Linked DNA regions of Homo sapiens: region 1 is linked to region 2. Evidence: chromatin loops called from intact Hi-C (ENCODE). Cell type or tissue: PC-9. All regions are shown on one strand. Links, peaks and the distances in the headings refer to the core of each region. The heading gives the core; the rest is flanking DNA. Region 1 overlaps RGL1 (ral guanine nucleotide dissociation stimulator like 1). Region 2 has its middle 46 kb from the start of APOBEC4.

Evidence for each region. Hi-C counts contacts between places; a loop is a spot of excess contacts. Peaks named below come from ENCODE experiments on the same cell type or tissue, not always from the same donor. Only the 100,000 strongest peaks of a DNase experiment are listed, where the experiment ranks them.
Region 1: a loop joins it to region 2, with 6 times the contacts of the local background. A loop is called at or near these places in 5 of 110 quality-filtered maps.

Annotation. Positions count from the first base shown.
Region 1 is chr1:183,877,343-183,889,428 of GRCh38, forward strand. RGL1 (ral guanine nucleotide dissociation stimulator like 1) reads left to right here. Exons shown (of 18, transcript NM_001297671.3): 5 at 3,274-3,458; 6 at 6,444-6,568; 7 at 7,381-7,596; 8 at 11,132-11,235. Among named protein-coding and RNA genes, the nearest start is that of RGL1, 78 kb to the left of the region's middle. In PC-9, for the core only: no CTCF peak of the experiment used is centred there; DNase peaks (open chromatin) are centred at 4,599 and 5,619; H3K4me3 peaks cover 797 bases; H3K27ac peaks cover 2,531 bases.
Region 2 is chr1:183,693,084-183,705,169 of GRCh38, forward strand. It overlaps a transcript of RGL1 not described here. Among named protein-coding and RNA genes, the nearest start is that of APOBEC4, 46 kb to the left of the region's middle. In PC-9, for the core only: no CTCF peak of the experiment used is centred there; DNase peaks (open chromatin) are centred at 6,788 and 9,148; H3K4me3 peaks cover 693 bases; H3K27ac peaks cover 4,247 bases.

The sequences.
Region 1 (12,086 bases), core at 1,532-9,531, 180 kb after region 2:
CCGAAAAGCCATTGGCCAGTAATCCTGTTTTTCTTTTCATCATTATTTTGCGATGTTGCTTTCTTTTTTGAAATCTTAAAAGTTTCGCATTTGTATCTGCTTCTAAATCTATCAAGAACGGAAAGTTTCTTCCCAGGACTGGCACACACAAAGCTACTGTGAGCCTTGGGCATGTGTCCAGGCCTTTCCAGAAAGCTTCCCTGCCTGGTGTGCTGAGAAACGCTCTGCCGATGAGGAGGGCAGGGCTCTGCCTCGTGTTCTATTGTGCTGTTTGTGTATGTCTTTCCCTTTCTCTGTTTCTTCGTCCTCCTCCCCCTTCATTCCTCTTTTGTGTGAAAATGCTTTTTTCTGGCTGATTGAGTATCTGAGTTTGTGGTGAACTTTCAAAGCCTTCTTAGGCTAAGCTACAGGAAGGTCACTGTCACAAAGAGTAAAAAAATGTATAGATCGCCAGAGTTCATTAAAAACATCAGATTGAGGAACACAAAATGTCCACCTAAGGGCAAGTCTAATGTGGACGAAGGCTCCTCTTTAGAACTCTCCTAGTTCTTCTGAGGCTGCAGCTCTCCATAGAGGTAAGTGCTGTGTGCCCATCAGAAATACCCACACGAGCATGCAGAGATGGAGGCAAGGATGCACATATTTTGTAGTTGTGACAACCTGAAAATAACTTAAATACCTGCCTTCCAGTAGAAGAATACTTAATTATGGTGTGTCCACATCATGAGAAACAATAAGATAGATCTAGAGGTAATGATGAAGTATCTGTAATATACTGCTCAGTAAAAAAGCCCATGTTGATTTTCTTTCTATCTATCTATCTATCTATCTATCTATCTATCTATCTATCTATCTGTCTATCTTTTTTTTTGGAGATAGGGTCTCGCTCTGTTACCCAGGCTGGAGTGCAGTGGTGTGATCACAGCTCACTGCAGCCTCTATCTCTTGGGTACAATCAATCCACCCACCTCAGCCTCCTGAGCAGCTGGGACTACAGGCGTGTACCACCACACCTGGCTAATTTTCTGTATTTTTTGTAGAGATGGGGTTTCGCCACGTTGCCCTAGCTGGTCTCGAACTCCTGGGCTCAAGCAATAATCCTGTCTCAGCCTCCCAAAGTGCTGGGATTACAGGCGTGAGCCACCACACCTGGCACATATTATGTATATTTAAATATGTATACATATCCACAGAAAAGCCTAGAAGGATATATTCTAACAGTTAACAAAAGGTCCTGGGAATGGGATTAGGATGAAGGGAGAGAGTAGGTATTTTGCTTTTTTAGTTTATGTACATTTGTAAGACTTACTTTTTTGCAATAAATAATGAGTTTTATCATAATAATTAAGGATCACAGGCATTTAAGAAGTGAATAATATATTAGCATCACTGACTCTTACCTGTAATTTTGTGTTTCCGTCTGGGTGTTCTTTTCAGTGAAACACTGTCTTGTTGTTAGGCTGCTACTGTTTTTGACTTGAGTATATGATATGAATTATCACCTCTCCATATCTGTTTTTCCATCAGTGTCATCATAAGAGTATCTTTTCACTGAAATATTAAGAAACATTAAGCAAGTATAGTGGTGTTAATTAGATTAATTCATCCCTCTTTTTAAAGGTGCAAAACTCTTTTTCTGTAAAAGTCAAGCTGATGTAAATGCAAATATCAGGTTTTCAATTAATTTCTGGCTTTCTGGAAGAAAGTGAAATTATTGTTTATCATTTCATTTAATCTGGACTAAATATTTGGAGTATTGAATTATTTCTATGACTTTCATTTGATGGTTTCATGTATCTACTTTAGATGCAGATAATTGAATATTATAGTTCCAAATGCTTTAACGTTCCACATTAGTGAAACAATGATCTACACCATAATGAAAACAGTAACACATTTATTTTCTTTCTGTTTGTACTTCAATTCCAAAAGTTAAGCATTAAATTGGCTTTAGTCATACTTATGCTTTGATGATAGTCCAGCTTCTTGGTGTGAAATCAAGATGTGAAGAAAGTTAGACACACCTGTGAAAGCCCAGCCTTCACTTTCACATATGTGGGTAATAACTTAGTCCAGTTATAGTTTGTTAACTAAAAAAACAATTTCTTTGAAGTATAATTAGGTGATAATGATAATTTTAAAATGTGCTAAAAAATTCTTTTTGGCTGAAAAATTTTGGTAAAGTGTTTAGTTAAGATGAGGTGTTGTGTCTCTGTCAATAAAAGATGCATGGATTAATGTATAGTCCCTGTCATCTTCTCCAGCCTTCAGCAGTGACTATTCCGGGACCGTATGGGGTAACTGGTTGCTAGGCAGGCAGAGTGTTCTGTTCTGTTCTCCTTGTCTGTGGCATGTGATTGAGTCAGGAGTGTTGGTAAAGTCTTCTTTGAAGATGAAGCATAGAATAATAGCATGCAAAACATTTTATCCTTTTTATCCTTCAGCTATTTGTCTCTAGCCTTCAGTGAGTGGGTGCCCCAACCTAAAGACAACATGCTGTGTTATTACTAACATACTGGAGGGAGCTGTGCACATACAAATGACCCTGTCTCTTTTTGTGCCCTGGAACCTTGTCTTCCCCTAGGTGGACTCTGTGACCCACAGAGCCATCAGAAGAAATCACCTTTGCTTATCAAGTTTTTGTTCTTTATCTTTTAAAGACATAACTTCTCTACCTACTGTTTCTGCTACTTGAAACATATTCCTCTCATTGTAATTTGAGAAACAAAAGGATAATTTTATGAGGACATTTTCAGTGTTCATGCTGAAGCCCTGGTGATCCTTGTCAACTTGAATTTATGCATTTATCTTTCCACACTCAGGCACTTCCTTTCATCAGATGGATTTCTGGCCTACCGGCAGTCAGTTATTTCCTAACATATTAGGTGGCAGATTTTGTGGGATTTAATTTGAGCATAATCTTATTGTGTACAGATTGCTTTGAAGTTTCTTCAGGACTCACTAAACCTTCTACACATCAATTTTTCTGCCCTGTATGGGTTTTTCCAAAGTTTAGCCTCCTTAAAACAAACAAACAACAACAACAAAAAACCTTATCAGTTTCACTGCAGCACTCCACTTAAAACAATAAAGTTTAGTTTGTTTTCAAGTGCTTTAAATCCATTGATGTTTCTAGGAACTTTTGGATGAATGATCTGTTGACCACCCACCCAAGTTTCCAGGGGTGCCCCTGGGGTCCACCCTGGTGTCCAGGGATTGCTTTGCCTCCCCACAGCCAGTTGGGTGCAGTGACTCTCCATTTGTCTTTCTCAGTGCAATCGCTTCCATACTAAGGGCCTGGCTTGACCAGTGTGCAGAAGACTTCCGAGAGCCCCCTCACTTCCCTTGCTTACAGAAACTGCTGGATTATCTCACACGGATGATGCCGGGCTCTGACCCAGAAAGAAGAGCACAAAATCTTCTTGAGCAGTTTCAGAAGCAAGAAGTGGAAACTGACAGTGAGTACTTGTTTGTTCCCAGGGAAAAGGCTAGATTCTGATTCTCCAGCCTCCACGCTGGAGAAAGGTTCTCCCTGTGCTGGCTAATAGGAAACCTTGGTACCCTCAAAACAACATGCTGCTGGAGGATTGGCTTGAGTATAAAATTCTCAAGATTACTGAAGTACTAATTAGAGAGCCTAGAATTTTAGACAGAGAAGGGTATTTTCAAGACTACCTAATCTGGCTCCCTCATTTTATGGATGAGGAAACTGTGGAAACTCCAGCTCAGAAAAATTAAGTAATTTCCTGGGGTTTCTTCTGTTACCAAGAAGAGGGTCTCCTTGATGAACTTTAATCTTCCCTTATCAACATGTACCATGCTGAACCTGAATTTGCATTTTATTACCTGTTTAATGGCTCCTTCTAGCCTTCCATCACAACCACTCCCGTCTAGCAGTCAAGGAATGAAGTCTAGTTCTGATCCTGCCCTCCCAAAAGCTTGGAAAAGGTGTTTGTCCTTCAGTATGGAAAAGCATCACTGTAACGGGTCCCCTGCCAGTGCAGATTGTCATCATTTAGCATCTATAAGGGCCTCATCAAAGGAAGTTTCTGCAGCTGTTTTTCCCTATTTGAAGATTAACTTCCTATTTGCAAGGACAAAGGAAAGGCCACCACTGCAGGTTATGAGGTGCTTGGAACTATTAGGCTTTGAAGAAAGTCAGAAAGAGGCTGGGACAGGCTTCCAGTGTGATGTTGTATCCTCTCACTGGGGTGCTGGGTGACAGTTTCCATGGTGGCTGACCCACTTGGAGCTTCTGACAGGCATTACCCTGAAGGGATGCCTGACTTCATCAGTAAGGGAAAGGAAATGTTCCTCAGCACCAATAAGGAAAGCTGCATCAGCTCCAAAGAAAATAGACCTAAATTCCAAACAATACCTGCTGAATTTCTTATGGATGGGGGTCCCAGAGAGAGGGAAATGCAATTGCATCATTGGAAGCTGACTGCCAAATACTCTATATCTCAGATGACTTCATCTGCCAGGAATGTTTGAATACCAGGGGCACTCCTCCAGCTGCGGACCTCAGCTCCCTTCAGGGCCTCCATGCCTGGCTTTGTGCTGGAGTGGGAAACGCTGTGTTGGAGCCCAGCTCTCCCCACTGGGGCTGCCCCTGGCTCTGAGCCTAATTGGGGAACCGGTGGGACCAGTCATTCATTGTTTCCAACACAGGGACTGCAAGGCAGAGCTCATTTGGCAGGCTGAGGCAGGGGAGAGGGAGATTGCCTCAGTTCCCATGTGCTTGTTTTACCCAATTTTACTCCTGCGGAAGAAGCAAGCTCTCCTATATGTTTTTAAAAAGTAAAATCGTGCTTCATGTTGTTACTTATCTCTGGAGGAGAATCAAAAGCAGAAAACAGTGAAGGCATGGACTATGCCCCAGAGAGAAAGGATCATGTAATCTTCATGCACAGCAACATTATAGACACACATTGGGCTGCTGTGTTTGCTGAATGAATGAATGGAAAGATCAAGCCTTAGCACATACCCTGCTCCTTGACTGAAGTGGGTTAGGCTCTGCATTGCAGGGCAAATGGGATATATGTATGTATTTGTTGACAAGACGAGGGAGAGGCCGTTTCTGAACCTTTATTTGGGATCCCAAGTTTCTAATTACACCTCTAAATTAAACAGTGCCAGAGTTGTATGGAGGAAGAATGATGAAATTAGATTGCTTAACATCCTCCATGTCATGGGGTTTTAGCTTCCTTTAGCTTGTACCTGTTTGTGTCGCAGACTCCGGGGATAGGCAGTGATCCCCTTCTACGTTTTTCAGTCATAACCCAACCCCATTGGCATCTGGAACTTCAAGTCCAGGGTAAAGGGGCAATCCTCAAATCACATACCTGCCACCAGTATAGGCAGATAACCACATGCTGCCCTAAAGGGGAAGTGGTGTAGGGTCCACTCTCGGAAGCTCCTTTTCCCTGGAAAATGAAGGAAAGCCACTGTGACTTAATCCAAGATGCCCAATAGTCTTTAATTCTACAAAGAAAGAAAGAAAAGGCTCAAAATATAAGCATTCTGGGGGAGTAGTAACATGCTGATTTACATTTCTGCTAAGATATAACTGAATGTAACTAGAGTTTTCTTTCCTTGAGAACAGGTTTGACAGGAAGGAGTGTGAGGGGTGTGAAGGGGCTGAGGTTGGGAAACAACCCGAGCACTGGGGAAAGGTTCCAGGAAAGGAAGGCTGGGGATTTAAGTCAGAAAACCTTCATCAAATTCCAGTCTTTCAAAATGGAGACTGGAGGTCCTATTCCAGGTGTGGGCTCTTCTGCTTTTTATTCGGAATCCTGGGTACTGATTTTCTCTTCTTCATGCTGTGCCCTATGTAATTTGCTAATTGATGATCTTGGCTGTGATAGGTTCAGGTGAATTTAGTTGAAGACTGTTCTGCTTCATGCATTCTTAGCTTTGGGTGGAAGTTGAAAGTGACTCTGAACATTTTGAGAATTTTGAGGGCTTCGTCAGCATTTCTAACACCAAAATGGCTCATTTTATTGCCCAAAGTCATACCTGCCTTCATGGCGAGTCCTTCCAGGCTTCTGGTTATAAGTCGCCCAGCAACCAAAAATTGCATGGTTGGGGTTTAGGAGTTAGTTGGATTAGTCCTGGAGCTGATCTGATCAAAAAGTTTGAAAGAGCCCTAGACAAAGGGCTCTCTCTAGACTTTGCCTATCCTGGCTCTGTCCTTGGCCTAGGAGCCAGTGATTTGTCAGAGTGAGAGCATGAGGGCTCTGATCTTAATAGAGAATCTAAGAACAAGCAGAGATGGGAAGATCTCCATTGTTCTCAGATGCATTGTGCTTGTGGTTGTCTCCCTGTGGCTGTTCTGGAGGATTGGCCCTCTTCTTCCTAAACAAGGAGTAAAGTCTGATGACTCTATAAGCAAGATTATATACACTGGCGCCAAATTACTAATCTTTTCCATATGTGAACAGATGGGCTTCCCAACACGATCTCCTTCAGCCTGGAAGAGGAAGAGGAACTGGAGGGTGGAGAGTCAGCAGAATTCACGTGCTTCTCAGAAGATCTCGTGGCAGAGCAGCTGACCTACATGGATGCAGTATGTCTTCTCTTTGTGATCAGATGTACTTTCACTTAAAACATAGGGGAGTGATGGCACTGGTGCCCCGGTGACAGCAGTGGGATAATGTGATTTTAAGTCTTCTTGAATCCTTGAGACAGGCTGCGCCTGCAGATACAGAGTTAAGATGTGTCTTGAATCAATCATCTGAATAATTCAGGCCTGAGCTCTTCTTGCAACTCTAGGAGAAGGTGCTTTTGGAGCTCAAGACACAGAGGGAAATAAGAATTCGAATCCCTGTGAAACAAAATCTGCCTTGTTCTGTGGGTATTTTTCTCCCTTTACACTCATAAATATTTCAAGATCTGAACTGTTTATTTGGAGGATTGTAAAGGGATCAAAGTATAAGTTAGAATAAAATAAATTCACAGAATCCACATGTGATTGTATCTGGCCCCTCATTTCCACGTGTGCTTTCTGTACTTTTGAAGTTTGAATATTTTTGTGAGCTGGACATATTTGAGTATGTCAGTCAGATTTCATAGGTCGGTGTTAGATGGTAAATACAAGAGGACTGTGAGGAGTTATCGTGGTGGCTTTAGCTCTTCTGCTTTATCACTTTTGACAAGGCAGTGTGGAACAGGGTGGAGATTTTCCTTCTAGTGAACATTATCGATGAGTATATTAATTATTTACTTTTGTCTGTTGAAATGGACACCATGAGACAAATCAAGTAGAAAAGGATTATCTGGCCATTCACAAAAATACCAATTTACAAATGACCCAGATGACATGCTTTGCCATATGAAATGTCTGTGTTGTCCTTAAAGTCAGTTCCTCTTTTGTTCCAGCAACTCTTCAAGAAAGTAGTGCCTCACCACTGCCTGGGCTGCATTTGGTCTCGAAGGGATAAGAAGGAAAACAAACATTTGGCTCCTACGATCCGTGCCACCATCTCTCAGTTTAATACCCTCACCAAATGTGTTGTCAGCACCATCCTGGGGGGCAAAGAACTCAAAACTCAGCAGAGAGCCAAAATCATTGAGAAGTGGATCAACATCGCTCATGTAATTGTCTTTTATAAAATATTCTTTGTGTTTGGTAGATGCAAGAGACTGCTCCATCACTTCGTTTAAATGGTTTAGCTGTTTGGTTGAAAAGGCAGTCAAAAGACCATATATGAGAGCCCACTGGGTTTTTGTTGTTCTTCCAGAGTAAGAAAAAAGTTGCCTTTCTAAACTTGGCAGCTTATTTATTTTCCTCTTTTTTAAAAAATTGGACCCCTGCTCACTTCTTCCCAGTTATGGGCTCTCACACTGCTACCTCTCTAGAGTGAGACATTCTGTCTGCTTTCCCCTTTGTATTCACGACAAGACTGAGTGTTGGTTTCAGCACCATGTTCAGTAAATATAAATGTATGGTCTGCATGTCAAAACAGACTGCCCTTCAACCCAGAGTGATTACCTATGCCCCCTCCCAGTACCTGGAGGCATTACATCTTCTGCAGTTTTGAAGAGCTGGTACTTCTTCAGAGTCCTGAATCTCTTTTCTAAAGGACTGAGACACTTACAGAGATCTCATATTAATCTGAGGTCATGTCTCATATTAATCTGAAGTTGGAGGGGAGGAGTCTGTTCCTAGGCCTGACTCACATTCTTCTGAGTGTTGGAGTCTAGTCTCTTGGATGAACTGCTTACATACCATAGGACCTCCCCTTCTCAGCATCTTATCTCATGACTGAGAAAATGGCAACAGTGTGCAGTCAGTGGGCCACCAAATATTTTGTGAACTTCTAATGTGTGTAAACCACAATATTCTGTACTTAGGGGACATACTAGGATAGAGCATAATTATTTGTTTGCAGGAACCCGTACACAAACAAGGAAGCTAAGATATACTGGAATTATCTCAGCCTGAGACAGTAGAGGAGTAGGGCCATGGGAGATAAGCACTGTAAAAGTGGGGGAGAGAGAAATCATTTCTGATGGGATGATCAAGGAAGGTTTCATGGATGAATTGACATTTGAAATTAACTTTGAGTAACAGATAGGATTTTTGGTATTTGAAGATTAGAGAGGTTTTTTTTTTTCTAGGCAAAAGAAATTACATCAGCAAAATAATGATTTTGAAAAATTATTAATATGAAAATATCATATTAATTTGTGTTCTGGGCTCTATGGGTAAACTCTCAACCAAAACACATTTTGCTTTATGTCCCCTTAAATATATTTTTCCTTGAGCCCCTATTGATAGGGCATAATGTTACATTCTCTTTTGCTGTCTTTGATTAAAGAGCAGAGACACAATTGTGCCAGATAATTTGCCTTGAGTCTTCAGGTGGTCTGTTATTACAGACTTCTTAGTGTATTATGAAAGTCAGCAAGAAACAAAGAGTGTAAGTTGCATAAACAACTTCTATTTCTCCTATTCTAAATCGAGCTTATTGCTCAGCAAGTAAGAGATACAAAAGAAGTTGTGAGTGAGATATAGTGTAGAAGTTCTCTGTTTTTTTAGAATGATAAGGAATTATTTTTTTTTTTGCCATAAGTGTCACAGCATGTCTCAAAAGCAGACTGTCTACCCCTAATTCATTCAACTACTTTGGCTATAGTGACAATATAGCATCTGTGTATGTGACATAGTGGGGCTCAAGCGATGACTTTTGGTCCAAATTGAATGTAAATTGTGCATTTATGTAGTAATAAGAAATGCAAGTTGAATCATTTGAAGTATATTTCAAATCCCATATCATGTGCTAATAAAGCCAAGGGCTCTTACTTTTTTTTTGGTGATATCACTTCCTAATACTGAGTATGTTGTATCTTTTACAATTGTGTAGGGAAATGTAATAAAATAATGAGGCTTACCAGTGGTTTGCTACCAAGATTTATTTTACCTTTCCTGCATTCATCGTAGTCAATTTCTATTGAAAGGATATTTGAAAAAGAAAATTTTTCTGACCTAATATGACTATATTTTCTTGGACTGCCCTTAATGGTATGTTTTTACTTTTGCATCACATCTCCTGGAAGATGCCTCTTTTTCTAGAAATGGGACCAGATGCCTTTTGTACTCCTTTAAACCCTTAGTTTAAACCTCTTTTTGAATAATGTGTTCCATGTGTTTATTTCAATTTGCATGATGTATCTGTTCCTGAGTTCCTTTTTTTATTGCAAGTTTCCTGATTTTTAGAATATAACTTTTGTGAACCTTTGTTGAACCATGCTCCCATAGGCTTAGTTTCCAGATTGCAATTCAGAACATTTCTCTTGTTCTCTCTCTCTTCCCCTCCCTCCCTCCCTCTTTTCCTCCCTCCCTCCCTCCTTCCCCTCCTTCTTCTCTCTTTCTCTTTATATCTTTCCAAATAAGGGGAGGACATTGAGGCATTTAAAAAGGGTGGACATGACTTTTATTAAGTACTTTGGCATTTACTCTAAAGAAAATGTTTGAGGGTTTGTTTGGCATAGTTTTCAGTGTCCAGATTTTGGCATGCTAAATTAGAGTGCTGTTTTTCCTTCGTATTCAGGATTAACATTTCTTTGTGAAATGATTCTCGAAGTGATTTACATTTATGCCCAATCACTCTGGGACTTCTTACCTGAGATACTCTACACAAAACCAAATACGTGCTCACATGGTGTACTCACTTGTAAACACTGGGCCTAGTACGCTGTCATGTGCCTGTATATGAAGCATCTCCTTTGACATAAGGCCTGGTCCAGTCTCCTCACGTTGCTACCTTCCCCATGCCAGCCAAGAATGGGACTTTCTCCCTGTCTGTTTTGCTGTCCCTGCTATTCAGTCACAGGACTTTGACTCCAAGGTCACTAACTGCTGATGCTACAGGCTCCTTATGGTAGCTTAAGTTTAAATAGGGAGCCTCTCTCCTTACCCAGAAAATGGCATCCAGAATGTTTCCTGTTCTCTTTCTATTTTGTTTTAAAACATTGCCAAAATGAATTTTATTTTAAAAGGCCGAGTTATTTTGGAAGCATTGAAGTACCAAGGTGTTTTTGAATGTTTATGGTTGCAGGACAAGCCAATTTGAAACCAAATGAATGTGTATAAAAATATCCCCCCTTGGCTAAGAGCATAAAAGCCAAAGTTCAACTTGTGGTGAATTTTTATTGCCAAATTATATACACCTCTGTGGACAAGGGTTGGTGATGAGATGTTCAATACCATCTGACCTCAAAGTGGCTGCTGCCCAGCTCATTTTGGGATCTAAAGAAGATCTAAAGTGCATATTTTTAGGACATCTGTGTGCTTTCAGCAGAAGAAAGTTGCTCTTTCTAGCATAGCTCTGTAGACTTACCTCCATTAGTGTTTTTACTAGGAAAGCTGGAAACTATAAAACTGTAACAACAACACAAAAAAATATATTGACGAGAGAAAAACAAGCATACTGTGCCAAAATCTATAAAGTGTTTCGATGACTGGGGTGGGAGGAAGGAGCCACTTTTTGATGTTCACTATTTATACAGCTGCCTATTTTGTGGTAAGAATTCATAGCAGCTGTGATACCTCTAAAACAGGAAACCACCAAGTCATTGTAATATTGATAGTTAAATGCCTTTTATGTTTTAATCACTCCCCATGCAGGAATGTAGACTCCTGAAGAATTTTTCCTCCTTGAGGGCCATCGTTTCGGCACTGCAGTCTAATTCCATCTATCGGTTAAAAAAGACTTGGGCTGCCGTCCCAAGGTAAGTTCCCAAGTGTTTGCTCTGCTTTTCTTTGGCCGGGATAATTAGTGGTTGTGATGAGTCCTCACCTTCAAAGCTTGTATCGCATAACTAGAGAAACATATTTGAAATCCTCTGTGTGTTTCAGGCAGGGTGCATCTTACACATAATCATTAATGACTTTTGAGGCAGGGCTCCTGCAGAAATCAAACTCATTCTAAGTATACCAAAGCCAAGATTATTGGCTTTGGGGATGATTTGAAGGATGTGCTTATTATCTGGATTTTGAGGGATAAGGTTGTGGAGTGATGAAGTTACAGCAATTTGCCATTACTTCTGGTTATTTTTCAGCCTCACTACAAAGCCCTAAGCTATTTTAGGACTCAAGGGGTAATGTGTGCAGATAGGACATTAGTTCTTGATGTTCAGTAGGAAACTATTTAGTTGTCCTTTTAGTTTCAGCATTTTAAAAACTATCTTATTGGCATTAAAAACCTTTAAATGTTCTTTCCTAAGTACCTGAAATTATTAACTGGCCACATCCTATGCTGTTTTTCTTCATATTTCTTGGTGCAACCGTTGGAATAATTAACAACTTGGTTTCCTGATTTTTGCACTACTGCCATCACTTCCATTTCCGGAACTTCACTGTAGATCAAAGAACTTTGTGCAAAGGAAGGAAAGGTGAGGGAGGGGGCAGTTCTGATTCTCTGTCACTACAGATTTAGAGGCTGGGGATTGTGTCATGAGTACAACTAGGCCAGCTACATTCAACAAGTTTGCCCAGGTTTGAACTAGTCAGGAAGTTAGGCTATATCAGGGAAGAATCTATAAATTCTGTATGGTCTATACCACATGTGGTATAGTCAGTT
Region 2 (12,086 bases), core at 2,385-10,384:
AGCTGGGACTGCAGGCGTGTGCCACCACACCCGGCTAATTTTTTGTGTTTTTAGTAGAGACGGGATTTCACTGTGTTAGCCAGGATGGTCTCAGTCTCCTGACCTTGTGATCTGCCCACCTCGGCCTCCCAAAGTGCTGGGATTACAGGCATGAGCCACCGTGCCCAGCCAGAAATGTTTAATATATCAAATATACACAACAGAACAAAGTAAATCCTAACAGTCCTAGAAGGCTATAGGAAAGCCAGAGTCCTAAAAGTATGCCATTTGCCTGTTTCTGAATGTCTTAGGTTGGTGGAAGGCACATTTTACCTGGAAGCTGAAAATGATTTGGTCCCCTAGTTCTTCTTTTATCTTGCTTTCAAAAATAGACCTGTCTTCCTTCCTTTCTTCTTTCCTCCCTCTCTTCTCTTTCTTTCGATCATTCCTCCCCTCCTTACTCTCTTTCTTTCTTAAGTTCATGCTATCTGACATGGTGAAGTGGCATTCTAGATTACTTTTTTTTTTTTTGGTCACAAGTGCCTACTGGTGGAAGGGACATGAAGGGAGGATGAGAAGCTGGTCTAGCTCTGCTCCAATCCTGAGGGTGGACAGTTGAGCCAGAATAAAACCAAAAGTGAAGCCTCACTGCTTACCAGAATACACTTGTGTAGTGCCTACACTACCTGTAGGCCTTCCTGTTTCAGGCAGTAAAGTGTTGTTCTGGAGCTGAGCACCTGCTTTGAGTTAGAATTGAGACAGGCACCAGAAGTTGGATGCAGTCCAGACTGATCAGAGGACCCTTGGAATAGACTTTAAGTTGACCTTGACCCTTTAGTCTTCTTTGGATTGGACTTCCCAGGATTACTCTGTCCCTTTGAAAAAATATATTTGTGTCTTGGGCCTGAACCAAATTTTAATCAGTCTCCTAGAAATTGTGAAGGGCTGCTATGGCATGGCACAACATGGCCTGTTTTCTCAATATTGTCTCTTTAACTTCTCATTTACTTGGCAACCTGATTTCTGATTTTCTGAATGGGTGTTGCTGTGGACATTTGCCCAGAAAACAGCTCTGAGTGAGGGACTATCAGAGAGAATTTTATGTCTCTTGGGAAGGGAAAGGTTAACTTTTATTTCCAAGAGGACTGGCTGCATGAGTTCTTGGATGCAGCAGTCCCCAGGAGAGTGCGGTGTGTTGAGCTGTGGCTAGTGTGTGTAGTTCCACACAGGCAGGAGTGGGCTGTGCAGAGCTACTTGTTTACAACAGCTTCCTGAATCTGCTAATGCCAGACTGAGTGAATGAAAGATTAGTTTGAAGTTCTTGACCCATATTCTTTACATTAAACATTGATGACCATTTTTTCTTTCAGTCCTTCCTCTATGTTATTCTGGATTTGAAATCTCTAGCTATGAGATAATATTAACTGAAATTCTTGACATTTGCCAACCCTAGTCACAACCCTTGCTATAGATCATTTCAACATAAAGCATTTGTCTTTTAGCTTGTCTGAAAATATACTGCAGTATGTTGCTGGTGGTAATGGATTTCTTGGAGTTGAACCATTGGGTAGAGGATTTGTGATTGGAGTTTACCATCTGATTTATATGTTCTATGGTCATGATAACTCAGATTTGCAGATCTGGGTACTACTGGGACTGTGGGGCTATTGTGCCTGACTTAATTGCATATTTAAATGTAAGGCTAGAAGTAAAGCTGAAAAAGCAGATGGATTTGGAAAATGAGATTGTCCTGTTTTGAGGTCATATGGAAAGCCAAGAAATTGCTGGAGCAGCTCTGACAGGGATTTCAGGAAAACAGGCTGGTAATATTTCCACTTCTCTCAGCTTGCAGTCTGGCTGAAAATGTAGTAAGATCAGCCTTTTCCAAAGGTCTTGGTATTTCTGCAGCTGTTTTCAGAAAGCCTTGAAAGTGAAAAGCAAAGGAGTCCACAGAATCTCAAGTATCCATGCTCCAATCACTAAAGCTCTTGGATGATCTAAGTGGAAAAGAGCTGAAGCCATGTAAGTGAAGGTGTGTATGACACAGTTCATGTGTGGAGTCTGCTCTTTCAGATATGACATCATGTCTGTGGCCCCCAAAAGCTTCCAGGAAAGCATCGGCTTGACAGCGAGGATGCCAAAAAGTCCTTGATAGGAGCTCTGCACATTATATTTCCACCTTCTATTATTTTAGATTCTTTTTTGTTCCATTCACCTAAGTCAGCTGGGCCATCTGCCTAAGCCAGCCAACATCTCACATTTTCTAATTGGTCTAGTTAGTCCAGGGTTAATATGTCACTTACTATCACTAATGAGAGACTGTACTTGCTAGACTCGTAAAGCATTTTTAATGAATGCTTCCAGTATTATGATTCCTGTTCTACAGAAAAAGAAACCAGGTTTCAGAGAATTTATGTGATTTGTACAAATTATTTGAACAGATTAGTGGATCATGAGGGCTATGGAATGTATATTTTATACTGTCAGCCACCAACTTTCAAGTGGTTGAAGCTCTCCACATATGTAATGTGTTTAAAAGGAAGTTTAAAATAATAGAAATGACTAGATTGTGTCAGTGATTTTTAAATATTCTGCAAATGAAACTTAAGTAAAAGTTCAATATGTTAAAGCTACAAGTTCTATTTTAGCATGAATTTATTTCACAAGTTCAGGTTTCTAATAACTACTTATCTTCAAATTAACCAGTAACATTAACGAAGCTATTTATGAACACAAGTATTTGAAATCTAGATTTGTAGATGTGAGTTGGAGCCTTAATATCTAATATATTTTAAAGTTTTGTTCGGTTGTCCCCCACTGAAAAAAAAAACTGATTTACAGATAAATTCTTGAAAATAGGTATAATTTTCTTAAAAGCTAAGCCTACTGAAAATATTATTCAATCTGATTGAATCAGACACTTGAGAAATTATTAACAGGTAGTTTTGGACCCACTTTGAATCACTATCTAACTATACCTGAAAATATTCATTTTTCCTCTTCTCTCCTAAGCCCAGTCCAATTACCATCCTCTGAAACAGCATTTGTCAAGGTCCCTAGACCTCTGTGTAGCCAAATCTGTCCATAAATTCTCAGTTCTCACTTCATGGGACCCATCATCAGCATTTGACACTCTTGATCACTCCACTTACTCTCCAAGGCTCGCGCTCTCCTGGCTTTCTTCCCATCTCAAAGGCCACTTCTCAGCTTCCTTTCTGTGCCCCCGTCATTGTCCTGACTATCTCAAACTCCCTATCAGTCCTTTTCAACCATGGTTTCTCATCTGAACCAAGGACACAAAAAATGATTCCAGAGAATATTTTCTCAACTTTTTCCAAGGAAAATAACTAGTTCTAGGTGCATAGGAAGGAAGTTAATCCATCACATACAATGGGTGCCTTAGGGCTTTGTCTTAATGTTTCTTCACATAACCTCAGTTGACAAAGGTTGCCAGCCTCAATCCACAAACATTAGGCATCTGATGCATTTTCATGACCTTAACTCCATCTATATATTGACAACTCCCAAATTTATATCTCCAGCCCAGGCCTCTATCTGAACACAAGATAATGTTCTCTCCAATTTGATGCAACCTCTTGTAAATATCTGACATCTCAAACTTCTCATGTTCAAAAACAAAACCCGATCTTTCCCCCAAAAACTGTTCCACTCAGAGTTGTCATCTCTCAGGCCCCAAATTTTAGTCATCCCTGAACTTCTGGTCTTTCTCTCACATCTTTCATCCAATCCTTTGGCAAATCCTACTGTACCTATGTTTCAAATACATCCAGAATCTGACCAATTCTTGCCACCTTTACTTCTACCACCCTGACCTAAGCCACATCATTCTCTAGAGCTTGAACTATTCTAGTTGCCTCCTAATTGGCCTCCCTGCTTTCATTGTTGGACCTCTACAGTCTATTTCAAACACAGCAGCCAAATTGATCCAGTCCTTTGCTCAAAATTCTCCAGTAGCTCCCAATTACAATATGTATGGTAAAAGCTGGAAACCTTACAATGGCCTACGTGATCTGTAGTGCCTCTTTCCTGACTGCTGCAGTCTTTTTGCTGTTCTTACAATACATTGAGCAACTTCCACCCAGGGCACTTTCCCCTGCTCCCGCCCCAAACCCCCATGGCTTACTGCTCATTTCTTTCAAGTCTTTGCTTAGATGATACCTTATCAGTGAGGCCTTTCCCTCCCAACCTTTTAAAAATTGTAACGGCCCTAATCACTCACTATCCCCATTCCATTGCTTATTTCTCCCTATTGTGTTTATTATTTTCTAATATTTTACATGGTTTGCTTATTTATTTTTATTGTCTTCCTTTTCTACTAGTGTGCAGTTTCCTCAAGGGCAGAGATTTTGTCCATCTTGTCCACTACTATATGCCAAGTGTTTGGAACAGTTTGCACGGAGGAATGGTTCCTGAATGAATTGAATGCATGGTGAGCGTTTAATTTGAAATTTGAAATGTGATTAATGGAATTTTAATCATTTTAAATTCTCCTTGTATTGCACAAAATGCTTCTTAAATGCACGTTGTAACATCATGAGATAGTCAATCCAGATACCTCAGTGCCCACTCCTGCTAAATATTTACTCAAAGGTTAAAAACTGTCATTGGTTTTGTATGCTGAGGCCAAATTTGAATTTTTAGTTGCGTGCTGGTACTTCATCTGCAGATGTAGGTATCATGCATTTCAACCCTACATTGCTAGGTTAATCTAATTGAGTATATTGAAAATATCAGTAGGATTCCAAGTATCTCAGTTCTCTCCCTTCCCCACTGTACTCTGTGTGAGTTGTAGCGGGGCTGGTCCCTGCAGGTTGCATTTCTCTTGGTTGGGCATCTTTCTGTCTGTGTTGACCTAATTGCAGGCAGTAATGCATGATGAGAAGCAGCTTGGAGAAGCCAGGGTATTTTCCCCTCCTTGTCTGCTGCTGTCAGCTTCCTGCCATGGCCACAGCTTCTGTCAAATGATTCCATCCTAGTGTGTGAGCCAGCTCACACCAGTTCATGAGGGACAATTTTGTTTATTTTTTTCAACTCCACGTTTATGTTTTTCCAACTCCATCAATATCACATTGATGACTTAAAATAGGCCAAATCCTGGCTTTCCACTGACAGAGAACCAATTTGTTAAACATTGACCAGCACACCCTGGTGGGCTCAGCCCTTGCGTTCTGTAACACCCCTTTTTCCTTTTCTCTCTGGTCTAGGAGTGGTAGTGGCTTCCAACTGTTGCTAGTCCCTGGCTTATTCACTCTTCCCTGTTTAGGACTCAATTCCTTGGTCACCTTTGTAAAGAATTTCCTGCATTAATTCTCTTCCCTTTTAGAAACAGGAAATGATTTCTGTTTTCCTATACTTTGATACAATGCCTAAAATAGAACAACCATGCTATGTTTGAGTGAACTTGAGAGAACCTTTAGCAGCAATACAAAACAAAAATCTTTGTCTCATCTGAAATATTTGCACCAGTGCCTTGCCTTGGAACACATAAAAATACTTTGATACAAAAAGTAAATTTCTGATCTCATTGCCAAAATTATTACACATTATTTTGAAATGCTACAACTTAAAGACAGCACTCTAATATAGTTAACACTTAACATGACATTATCCAATATAGTTTTAAGAGATGCTGCCATTTTGTTACCTCCTAATACTTGTTTCTGAAGCTTATAGGAACTACTTGAATACTTTTTTTCAATTGCTTTTCTTATAAGTCATTTTCAGTTGCTTTCCTATGGCTTACTCATCATTTGTAGACTTGGTCACGTTGTGAATGAGTTACTTCATGGTATGTTCAAAGTCATTTAAATATCTCCCTCTGTTTTGATGTATGTATTGAGTGTTTTTCAAGGCTATAAACTCCCTTAGGTTTGGCCACAGGAACAAAGTGTACAAAAATGGAGAATAGGAAGAACTATAACATCCATACTCTCATTTAGTTGAATTATAAAGATTTTAGCTGTCTTATTCATCACATATGTTGGATGCCCAGTCTTGGGTGCTGTGAGCTGTGATATCTGACAATGGTACCAATATTTCAGAGGCAGGGAAGCCTGGTCATTTAACACATTCACTGTGGGGTCAGTAGCTCAGGAGGTAATAGGGTTCACCCAGTGTGTTTCCTTCACATGTGTTGATGTAACTTACCCTGAACAATGTTTTTAAATTCATTTTTACCATTTAAATACTACTGGTCCAGACTGAGTAAGCATCCTTGAAACTATATTGTAGTCCCATCTACAGTCCTACATCAAGGCTTGTTCCAAAATTGCTCCAGGTCGTAGACTTGGACTTTAACTCCATCTTTATCTCTATGCCCACCTTACAGAGTCCTCTAAGGAATGTTCTAGAGAGCCCATCTTTCTGTATAATCAGTCTATTTAGAGTGGAGCAAGTGATGAAATTTAATGTGAAAGATTCCTTGATTTTCATATTATCCTATTGTCTGAAGATTCTGATCAATCTAATAAATATGCAGGTTAGGCCTAGTCTGGTTTTCTTTATCCAGGATCCCTTCTATCCCCAGCTAGAGCCACTAGATCACTAAATCAATCGTATGTGCAGGCTGCCTCTGATTTATTTCCCTCGCTGCTGCTGGCCTGCCCCTGCCTTTTAGCCCTGATTGGAATGTTTCAATGTTTGCTTTGTTCTAATACTCTGTCCCTTGTACTCTCTTTTAAATAACCAGCCTCTGACTGTCTTGGTTCTTGTTTACCCACCTTTTCATCAGCCCCTTCCTCATTCTTCAAGCCCAAATTCCAGCTTGAAGTCTGGGTTCTACAATCTGTTGACAGACTTCCTCGAAGCTTATGATCTGCATTCCTGACCTTCCTAGGAGTGTCTACCTCACAATTTTCTGATGTTATGTTGTGCAATGACACCTCATTTTGTTTGTTTTTGCTGTTGCTGACTGGACCATTGTATATCAGATGTGGTGTTTTGCCTGCCAGACCAAGCCTTCCCGTATTGCATGGGAGTATACTAGTGGCTGTGACCAGACTGATTTTAAGTTCTAATCCCTCTTCCCACTCCTACCCTCAACCTGCTCAGACCTGACAAAGTAATAGGGAATTGCCCACCCATTTAAGTCCCATAAAAAGCCATACTGCACCACTAGCCACTTCAATTATGATGAGTGGTTTTATGGGAAGAAAGGAATTGTAGGCTGATGATAGTAGCTTTGTTGAGTTGGTAGCACTGGATCCAGTCTCTGAGGGAAACATAATGGTTGGATTTCAACTTTGTAGTATTATTCCAGGAGCATCTGTATAGTATCATAAATATGGGATCTCACATGACGTCTTCCTGTGTCTCAGAAAAATGGACAGAAAGCAGGTTTCAATAATCTTTTTTTTTTTTTTAATTTGACTTTAAGTTCTGGGATACATGTGCAGAATGTGCAGTTTTGTTACATAGGTATACGTGTTCCATGGTGGTTTGCTGCATCTATCAACCTGTCATCTAGGTTTGTTTTTTTTTTTTGGCAGAGTCTCACTCTGTCACCCATGCTGGAGTGCAGTGGTGTGATCTCGGCTCACTGCAACCTCTGCCTCCCGGGTTCAAGTGATTCTCCTGCCTCAGCCTCCTGAGTTGCTGGGATTACAGGTGCACACCACCACACTTGGCTAATTTTTGTATTTTTAGAAGAGACGGGGTTTCACCATGTTGGTCAGACTGGTCTTGAACTCCTGACCTTGTGATCCGCCCACCTCGGCCTTCCAAAGTGCTGGGATTACAGGCTTGAGCCACCGTGCCTGGCCTGTCATCTAGGTTTTAAGCCCCACATACATTAGATATTTGTCCTAATGCTCTCCCTTTCCTTCCCCCTGAGCCCCTGACAGGCCCCGGTGTGTGATGTTCCGCTCCCTGTGTCCATGTGTTTTCATTGATCAACTCCCACTTATGAGTGAGAACATGTGGTGTTTCGTTTTCTGTTCCTATGTTAGTTTGCTGAGAATGATGGCTTCCAGCTTCATCCATGTCCCTGCAAAGGACATGAATTCATTCTTTTTTATGGCTGCAAGATTAAAGAATCTTTTGCAACAGATGGGGAAATTGAGATTTAGATTGATCAATTGTTGCCCTTGAGATCACACACAGATTTGTTGATAGGATAGATCCTAGGTTTTGGTTTTGGGGAATAACAATCCACTGTCCCAGGGACTTCCAACCATTTGATGAAAGAATGGTTTTTAGTTCTCTGAAGCCTTAAGGTAATTTAATTTCAGAGCTGGTCTGGAACTGACCTTGGAGATTGCCTGGTTATTAGTCTAAACCCTCATTTTCAAGGTACTGATGACAGAGAATAGGAGGTGTGTTCCATTTCCCTACCCCGGATTGTATGACTGATGGGAATGGAGAGGTAGAGTAGGACAGAGGTGTATGGTCTATCAAGAAAGGCTTGAAGTCCTCTCTCAATCTTTTGTGCAACCAGTTTTATTAAATGGATGGAATTCAATGGGAAGTGAAATAGGGAACAACCTCTACCCAAAATCCCACCCCACCCTCCACTGCCTTCAATAATGTTAGGCTCTTAATTTTTCCATTTTTCTTTTTTAAAATAATATTTTATTGGCCGGGTGCAGTGGCTCATGCCTGTAATCCCAGCAGTTTGGGAGGCCAAGACAGGCAGATCACAAGGTCAGGAGTTCGAGACTAGCCTGGCCAATGTGGTGAAACCCCATCTCCACTAAAAATAGAAAAATTAGCCGGGCATAGTGGCAGCCACCTGTAATCCCAGCTACTCGGGAGGCTGAGGCAAGAGAATTGCTTGAACCTGGGAGGCAGAGGATGCAGTGAGCTGAGATTGCACCATTGCACTCCAGCCTGGGTGACAGACCAAGACTCCATCTCGAAAAAAATAAAATAAAATAATATTTTATTGTTTTTTGCATAATGTCTTTATTTTGCAGAAAATGCTTTCTGCTTATTGTCTTTGGCTACTTTGTCAAAACTCTAGGTATGTCAACTCTAGCTATGATACCTGACACAAAAGAAGCCTGAACATTACTTGAAAGCAACAAGGAAGAGAATGAAAGTTTGTTTTTTATCTCACTAAAGTAGGACCATTGTTTACAAATTCTGGTATGCCAAAGTCATCTATATGCTATATGAGAAACAAACAAGAAGTTTCTGGACCCTAGTGAACAGTTTTTTTTTTCTGTGAGTCATGGTGAATTACGCCCAACTGCATTGCTTCCAGCCTTGAATTCACCTAGATGACTCAGGACAACACTGCCACTGCAGATTACCAGCAAAGTGGGAGGTGGTGATGGGACTTTTTGATAAATAGTAGAATATGTATTCCTTCTTCTATTTTAAAATGAAGTTAATAAGGCTTTATTTCCTTCCTTTGACCCATGCGACTGCCATTTTATACCTAGTAGATCCATCAGATGAACGCTGGTTGCAAAGTCATTGCATATTTCAAGACATAGGTCTTGATTCACATGGAAGGTGGTGACATGGCTGTCTATGAGGCTACCAGTAAGGTTGGGCTGAGGCATTGTACTGGCTGTCAGGCGTGTCTGTGTCTGTGACAGTCCCTTCATACAGTGGGGATCCTAGAGCTAGTAGATGGATTGGTGTTATGACTCATGGGGCACATACTGATGTGGGCAGGCATTCGAGGCTGGACCAACTGACAGGGGATTGGAGCATGGATAAACACACAGATGAATTGTCAGAATTGTAAGGCTCTTGTATCGGTTTGAACCCTGAAAGCGCACCAACGAACAACACAAGGCGGTGTGGAGCAACACGCTGTTTTAATGTGTGCCTGGGTGCAGACGGGCTGAGGCTTAAAAGGGCATCAGCACCAAATGCGGACAGGGTAGCAGTTTTATAGTCTCCTGTAAACAGGAAGTATCTCAGTCTGATGTAACTGCTATGCAGTACCTGGACAGCAGTACCTCTCTCGGTCTTCAGGGGGTACATGTCTTCCGGCCAGTTCTCTTCCTGCTTCTGCCATCTTGCTGACAAACACTGTTGGCACAAGTGGTCTTGTGCCTTGGGACTAGGCCTCAGAAGTGAGGAGTTATTCACCACCACCTCCCCCCGCCGGCTTCCAGGCCCTGGGGAAAGTCTTTCATTCTTGTCTATTTGGTTATAGAAAAAGGGAAAAGCGACGACTTTCTCAATAACTACTTCAAGCGTGACATAGGGGGTGGTGTGGCCACCTTGGAAACAAAAACTTAATTTTGGGGGTATTTTTGAGAGATGGGTTGGTATTCATCATGTCGTTGCAGCAGGAGCATCGTCTGGATTGTCTGGTGGTTAACTATGGTTTCAACAAGACTTTTATTAGCTTTTATTATTAGTGGGATAATACAGGGGAGAAACAGGAGGAGCCCAGTGATGAAGATTACTGTCCCTACCAGCATTTTAAATCCTCTTAAATTAGAGAACCACCCTCCTAGAATGTTTGTTGGGTCCCATCCCTTCCAGGTTTGGACTGGTACATGGGCTACTTTTCTGATGTTTGAAGCGATTTATAGTACTGTTTTTCCATTATCGTCTATGTTAAGACAACAATTGGAGATATTAAACTTACCACAAACCTCACCTTCTGAAGTTGTTTGGAACTACCCACCTGGAGAAAGTACAGACAAAGACTAGAAGATAGTGGAGCTGTTTATCGGGTGGGATGTGAGTGAAGTCTACTTGCCAATCTTGCCCAGGTACCTGTCTCTGGGCTTGGTGGGTAGGAAAAGGCAGTGGCTGGAGGGAGCCCTGGGGTGACACTGAGTGGCAGATAGAGCAGGACTGGGTGATTTCTTGAACACAGCTGGAAAGGTGAGGACAAGTGAGAATAGGGCGGAGAAGTTGTAAGAGAGGTTTGGAACTGACATGGAAAAGTTGTGGAGACTTTGGGGGATAGGGATTGTTTGAGAGTGAGGAAGAACGAAGCGCCCTTCCTTGACCTACCATGGTCCTTGCTTTTGAAGGTTTTGGGCTCAGAAGTCCTCCTTTTCTTCCGAGGATTAAAGAGGAGAGAACAAGGACAGGGACAAAAACTGGCCTTGCACAGGTTGTAGGTGTACTTGTTTGGCTACCTAATCTGCTAGTGCATTTCCAGCTGCTATAGGATCGTATGGAGTTTGGTGGCCTCTGCAATGAATGATGGCAACTTTCTGTGGGAGCCTGGCAGCTTGAAGGAGTTTGTTGATGAGAGAGCCATGTATGACAGGAGTGTTTTTTGCAGTTAGGAAACGCTGTTCTTTCCAGATGGAAGAGTGTGAGTGCACTATGTGGAATGCATAATGAGAATTTGAATATATGTTGATCTGTTGTCTGGCTGCTAGAGTGAGAGCTTGAGTGAGGGCAATGAGTTCAGCTTTTTGGGAGGTGGTTCTTAGAGGGAGCATATTGGCTTCAATAGTGTGTGGGGGGTGACACTATAAAATAGCCAGCATGTTGGTGTCCTTGATGTAGGAAGGAGCTGCCATCTACAAACCAAGTAAAGGAGGCATCTGGAAGGTGTTGGTCTGTTAGGTTTGGAAAATGTATAAGAAATGTTTGAACAGTGTTCACACAGGAGTGCGTAGGGTCTTGGGTGGTTGTAGCTTCAGGTAAGAGTGTAGCCAGGTTTAGACAGGAGCTGGTTAGCATGGTGATGTGGGGAGTTTCTATGAATAGAGCATAGAGTTGGAGGAGCTGTTGGGCAGAGATGAGACTTAGTACACTGCAGTGAGCTAGCATGTCTTTGATGTTATGGGTTGAATAAACTGTTAGGTTGGCATGAAGAGATAGTTTTAAGCTTTCAAGGGTGAGGATAGCAGCTGCCGCCAATGCTTGGAGGCAGGCAGGCCATCCAAGAACTGTGGCTTCAAGCTGTTTAGGCAACAACCTGGAAGGTGGGTCCCTTAGACTGGGTTAGAACACTTATTGCAACTCCACATCATTCATTGGTGTAGAAGGAGAAAGGTTTGGTGAGGTCTAGGTCTGGGAGAGTGAGGACGGGGGCTGAGGCGAGAGCCTTCTGGAGTAGACGGAAAGGTTAGGTAATAGGCAGTGCAGGGTTTAAAGGCTCATGGAGAGGGCCTTTAGTGGCTTGGTATAACGGTTTGGTGAGTAGAGTGAAGGAG